Linked DNA regions of Homo sapiens: region 1 is linked to region 2. A link is a loop called in an ENCODE intact Hi-C map of the cell type or tissue named here. Cell type or tissue: mammary epithelial cell. All regions are shown on one strand. Links, peaks and the distances in the headings refer to the core of each region. The heading gives the core; the rest is flanking DNA. Region 1 overlaps FSTL4 (follistatin like 4). Region 2 overlaps FSTL4 (follistatin like 4).

Evidence for each region. Peaks named below come from ENCODE experiments on the same cell type or tissue, not always from the same donor. Only the 100,000 strongest peaks of a DNase experiment are listed, where the experiment ranks them.
Region 1: it touches region 2 in a loop (7-fold over the local background); 1 of 110 quality-filtered maps calls a loop at or near these places.

The regions. Positions count from the first base shown.
Region 1 is chr5:133,566,020-133,568,932 of GRCh38, reverse strand. It overlaps FSTL4 (follistatin like 4), which reads left to right. Exons shown (of 16, transcript NM_015082.2): 3 at 1,714-1,747. Among named protein-coding and RNA genes, the nearest start is that of FSTL4, 45 kb to the left of the region's middle. RefSeq lists a silencer at 2,628-2,828. In mammary epithelial cell, for the core only: no CTCF peak of the experiment used is centred there; no DNase peak of the experiment used is centred there.
Region 2 is chr5:133,244,352-133,247,264 of GRCh38, reverse strand. All of the region lies in intron 7 of FSTL4 (follistatin like 4), which reads left to right. Among named protein-coding and RNA genes, the nearest start is that of FSTL4-AS1, 11 kb to the left of the region's middle. RefSeq lists an enhancer at 577-1,776. In mammary epithelial cell, for the core only: no CTCF peak of the experiment used is centred there; a DNase peak (open chromatin) is centred at 1,554; H3K27ac peaks cover 751 bases.

The DNA.
Region 1 (2,913 bases), core at 137-2,636, 320 kb before region 2:
ATTAAAATCCTGTGTTATTAGATAAGAACATGCAACATTATATAGATGTCAGCTTTCCCTAAATTAATTTATAAATTTTATGTAACCACAACAAAAATTTCATAGTTTTTTTCTGGAGCTGATTATGAATATCTCCTGTTCCATGAATACTAGTTGTTTCAAGAAACAGAGGTGCCAGGCCTTGGAGCAGGTTACTGAGGAACAGTTTGGGAGGAGCTGGGTTTGTTTTGTGCAAAATACGCTCTGTGGCTTATGTTTCCTGCATTTAACCTGTCATCTCTATGCCGCCTCCTCTGAACCCTTACCTGATGAGTACTCCTTCAGGAACCAGAGTTTGGTTTGTGTGATGGGCTGTTGGCATGTGACATGGATCTTCCACTGATCTCCACCAGGGCTTTTTGCTCAGTAGAAAGGTAGCAGTCAGGGAATGTAATTTGGGTAGGACAACCTTCCCAGTGCCCTCTTAGTTTCATCTCTAATATTGCCTCCCCCTTCTGACAAGAGGATGCTAGACAAGAATGCTAAGGTGTGAAAGACAATGCTATTACCTTAAAAAGCACTGTTGCTGAATTACCTTCTTGGCTGCGGTGTTGAGGTGGTAGTCCCAGTTTGGTGTTTTCTCTTCTCTTCTTTAGTTGCTAGTATGGACTTTCAGCTTATTTTTAACCTTAGGCTTTTTATCCAAAACATGTCGTTTATGATGAATTGGAGATACTTTATATTAGTTATGAAACTGCAATATGCATTTCTAGTCTTTCCCCCCATTAGTTCTCACCAGGACTTTTCATTCTTCTAGAGCTACCCTGAATTTTCATACCACCCAACATTTTCCTATGCTATTCTCTCTTCCTGGTCCACCCTCCCTCCCCCATTTTTGTCTGAAAATCTGCCTGTTCTTCAGTGCTATTTTCAAAGGTTCTTTTAAAAACACTTTTCCTTATGTTTCCAACTGGAATGTGAAATGCTGGTATTTACAAGACAAATCACCCTTTCATTTCTCAGTAATTTGTGTTTGTTCTGTGGCCCCCTAATCAACTGTGAATATCAATGCAGGTACTCAGTTTTACCTGGGTAACTTCTGAAACACTTTGCTTATTGCCCTGCGCATAGTAAGCATCAATAAAGATAGGATTGAATTAAGAAAACCCAAGGGCTTAATTTAGTCCAGTGGCATGAACTGGCTATCCAAATTGTTCATAGGATCTCACCCTTTGGAAACTATAAATTGTGTTTAATCTATTATCAGGTGATGTCAGTGACATATCCAGTAGCAGTGGTGGTCTTCACCATAGCACCACAAAACAGAACCTGCTGCTGGCCAGATAATTTTAGCCCATCTGCTTATGTTTTCTTCAGTCCCTAAAAGCACCTACAGTTCAGGCAGAGGGTGGGTCATCAACCTGGAAGAGGGTCTTCCTTAACACTTGGTACCAGCCCATACTCCAAATAAGGAAGGCCCTGAGAATGAGCTGTGCTCATTAAAAACTTTGTGATTAACAGGATTTTTTTTGCCTAAGCCCTCAAAGCAACAAGTTGTTTACATTTATAGATGTACATGTTGAGAGTTTAGTAGACCAACATTGCTCAGTGTCATGTTCTTCGTAGATTGTTCACCTTTTCATAAATGTGTGACTAACAAGAGAGGAGATATTTGCAAGTATCTGTACATATGAATTATTCTTCAGAAAACACAAAGTCTTTCTTTTCTTGCAGGAGCCCAGAAGCTTTGAAGTCACAAGAAGAGAAGGTAGGAAAAATGCACTCATACCCATTTTATTTTCAGTGTTGACATTTTTGAAGTAGTTTGCTGAAACTAAGATGAACTTCAGACTGTGGGCAGCTCATTCTTTGAAATTTCATGCGGCCTTTTCTGGGTGCTGACTGCTTAGCACTTGTCTGTAGGGACTGCATGGACTGAAGGCCAGGTTTGCTTGTGAAAACTATGACTTCTACCTTCAAGTACCAGAGGTGGGATACTTGAAGAACTGGCTCATTCGCAATCATGTTTTTGGTCTCTTAAGAGAAGCCTCATTCTTGAGTGAAGTTTGGAATAATTATTAGTTTTACCCAGCAAAGCAACGTGAACAACACAAAAAATGGCCTATGGTTTGTGGTATTTCAATATCTGGGAAGAGATGCCACTGTGAAAAATATTTCTGAATAGATTTCTTACAGCTTCAGCTAAGCTGAAATAGAAATAACTAATTAATTTTCCTTTTGAAAACAGTTCCATGATGTTCTGTTTCCCCTGCCAGAGTTCCTGTAGCACATTTGTTTTATGGTCTCTGAGGTAAACATATATGGGTGTTACTTTCAGAAATCTTTTAGTGGAAATTGAAGTTTCCCTTATTCATTTTCAGTAATACCTAGTCTCTAATAAGGGATGCCTTTTGTATGATTTGTGGAATCATTAACAATCATCTTTTTATTACATGGATAGAATGATGAGATCAGAAACGAAAATGAGTTCCTGGTCTAGAATGTGGCTTTGGTTTTACCCTTCACCACATCCTTCTCTGTGGTACTGTCTCCAAAGAGGGAGACAATCTAAAAGAAATTAGCAAATTCTATATTGACTACTAAATCTAACATTGCTTTGCCTCCTGATTAGTTCTTGTGTTATGCAACACAGCAAAAGACATAGAATGGCTATGTTATCAACATGCTTTGATACATGGATATTCATGCCTGGGACCTTGGTAACACAAACTTTTCACACTATATTGAGTCCAGCTGGTAGTGTGCTGCTGTCCATGGTGCTGGATCCCTAGGGTCATAGGATCTGGATAATCTGACTCTAAGATGAACTTTCTGGCTTACATTCCCATTTGCCATTATCTTCGGCTTCGGACTCGATGTCCTCTGAACTATAGGACAATATGTAAAGCAAACTGCATTGTTTGAATATCAAAA
Region 2 (2,913 bases), core at 109-2,608:
GGTGCAACCAGAGATGAATGGCCCCTCATTATCTCCCAGGAAACACTTGCTGCTCGTGGTTGAGTCAGTAGCCCGCAAATAGGCAGGGCCCAGTGCTTCTCAGAACCCCCTACACGAGGGAGCAGGGCAGCACCAGCCCCGCAGGGGTCCAAGCCCGATGTGTACAAACACACAAAACACACGCACACCTCCCCTACCTGAGGGAAGGAGGCGGCACAGCTTCCTAGGGAAGGGCATGAGCCTGGGGTCTGCCACTTACTAACTAGAACCTTGGAAAGTTACTAGTCTAGTAACCTTGACTGCTCTAAGCTCCAGTTTTCCCTTCTGTGAAATGGGGATAAATAATGGTACCAGCCTCATAGGGTTCCAGTAAGGACTAAATGACAATATGCATGTAAGGCTCTTCACGTATGGTGTTCTATAAATGCTATTATCACTGTCATCATTACTATTGTTACTATCATTAATATTATTATTGTATTATTATTCCTGCTGCTGCTAAATAATATTCTCAGCAGCTTGCAGCCTGAGTCCCCACCAAGCAGCCAGCAACAGCTGGGTGAGGCTCCCTAGTCAGGCAGATAGGACCTTGGCATGCCCCCCGCTGCTCGCAGTGGGGACGGAGGTCTCACTGTCCACGTCAGCCTTGACTCACGCAGGGAGGGAGGCACTGCTTCTCTGCCTCCAGCAAATCCAGAGCAGCTTCGGGTGAGCTGTTGGACTTCTCTGAGCCTGTGGAGAAAAAGCATGATGTGCTCCTTACATGGGCATTTTCAGGCTGAAGTGTACCAAGGACCCAGCTCAGTGCCTGGCACACAAGAGGTGCTCATAAGCAGTAGGCCCACTTGGGACGGTGTGGAAAGCAAACCTTAGAAGAAATCAGGCTGAAGGGGGCTAAAGCCAGGTCATCGGGATTCACTTGCATTTTTGAAGCAAGAATTAGGGGAGAACAGCCCAGGAGTGCAACACTGATGCAGCAAAGATTCTGGGGTTGATGAGGCTCCCAGAGTCCCTCAGCCTGAGGTGTCTCAGTGGCCACGTTCACCCCACGGCAGTGGGAGATGAAATACGATCACCGGCATTGTAATCAGTGGTGACTCCCAAACACGGCTGCACGGGGGCAAGCTGATCGGCCTTCAAAACCCAAGGCGGGGAGATCACAGAGCACGAAGGAGCGTGGGCCTCCTTTCTTTGTCGTTTGTATGAGACATCTTGATTGGCAACAAAATATTAACCACTTTTTCACTACTCTCTTAATGAGAAGCTTTCGTGAGCAACAAAATATTAATTTGTCTTATCTGTTAAGAATTCTATTAATGAATTCAGTCACAGAGCTATTACAGAATGCCATTCTAATGACACATGTAATTAAACTTTTCTGACTTGCAAACATCAAGCATGCCCTGAGCATCAGAATAATATTTGATCAGAAAGTAAATGTACCCCTCTCGCCTGGAGCCAAGTAAGAAGGAGCCAGTCAGATTTTGCAGCGAGTAATGTTGCTCTCAGAAGCACTTATGAGTCACCCAATCGTGTGTGGCCCATCCAGGTGGCGTACATGGGGAGTCATCATTTGGGTTGACTCACTTGCTAAGTGCCTGAGAGTCACAAGCTCCGTACCAGAGTAGAGAACAAAGACACTGTCCGCAGCCTCCAGGGAGGCGAAGTAACCACTAACAACTGTTCTGGGGGCAAGAGAAAGGAGCCCTTCTGACTGGGGCTTCAGGAGACAGGAATAAGCGAGTGAGAAAGAAGTGTATAGGGACAGACTGGGGCTAGAACATAAAGGTCCTTGAATATTAACATTAAGAGTCTTAGCAATTGCCCTGTGGGCAGTGGGGAAGCGCAGATGTTTGATGGGGGAGTGACAGGGTCAGATGTGTGTGCTGCAAGAGTCTGGAGCGCCTTTTCCAGCCTAAGATTAAACATGCATCCAAGAGGGAGTTCACATAACAGAGGGTCCAGAAGTGAGGGGAGCCTTGTTGATGTTTTCTGAGTCTTCCTCCTCTCTAACTTCCCCAATGGCACATCTGGAGTGCAGCAGTGCCCCAGGGTCTCCCTGGCTTCCACCCAAGGCTCCCCTGATGGGGCAGTGGTTCAGTTCATGATGTCTTCACTTTGCCTTTTTTTTTTTTTTTTTTTTAGGCAGTAGGGTCTCTCTCTGTCACCCAGACTGGAGCACAGTGGCATGATCTTGGCTCACTGCAGCCTCGACCTCCAGAGCTCAAGCGATCCTCCCATCACAGCCTCCAGAGTAGCTGGGACCACAGGCATGCACCACCATGCCTGGCTAATTTTTTTATTTTTTTGTAGAGAGGGGTGTTGCTATGTTGCCCAGGCTGGCCTCAAACTCCTGAGCTCAAGTGATCCTCCTGCCTCGACCTCCCAAAGTGCTGGGACTACAGGTGTGAGCCACCGTACCTGGCCTTTGCCTTCTTAAGGTTGTCAGGAAGTTCAGCCTGGGCCTGGACCTGGTATGTCTCCTAAGGACACCTGAGCCACTGCCTTGCAGGAGGCTTTAGCCTTACCCAGCCCAGCTTGTAAGAGGGAAAACAAATCCACCACTGAGCAGAGGCTAGAATTATGGACGAATGGTGTAAGGCCCCCAAAGACAGGTGCACCCCAGCAGATCAGCAGCCCAGGGCACATGCTGCAGCCCCTCCTGGCAGTGGGTCTCTGGATTATGACGCCGCCTTCTGTTTGTTTGATGAGAAATCAGTAGTGTCTGCTCACGTTCATGTTCCCCAGAGCTAACAAAGTGCAGCCTGTAATTTGTTTACTTCCTGGCTGACTGTGGGTTTCGTTACTGAAGCAGCTGTGTGTCTGGATGTGCTTCTGACCTGGCCCTGTGTCCCCACTCACCTCAGTCCTTGAGGAGGCACAGCCCACTGCCCCCACCTCAGAAGCTAAGCA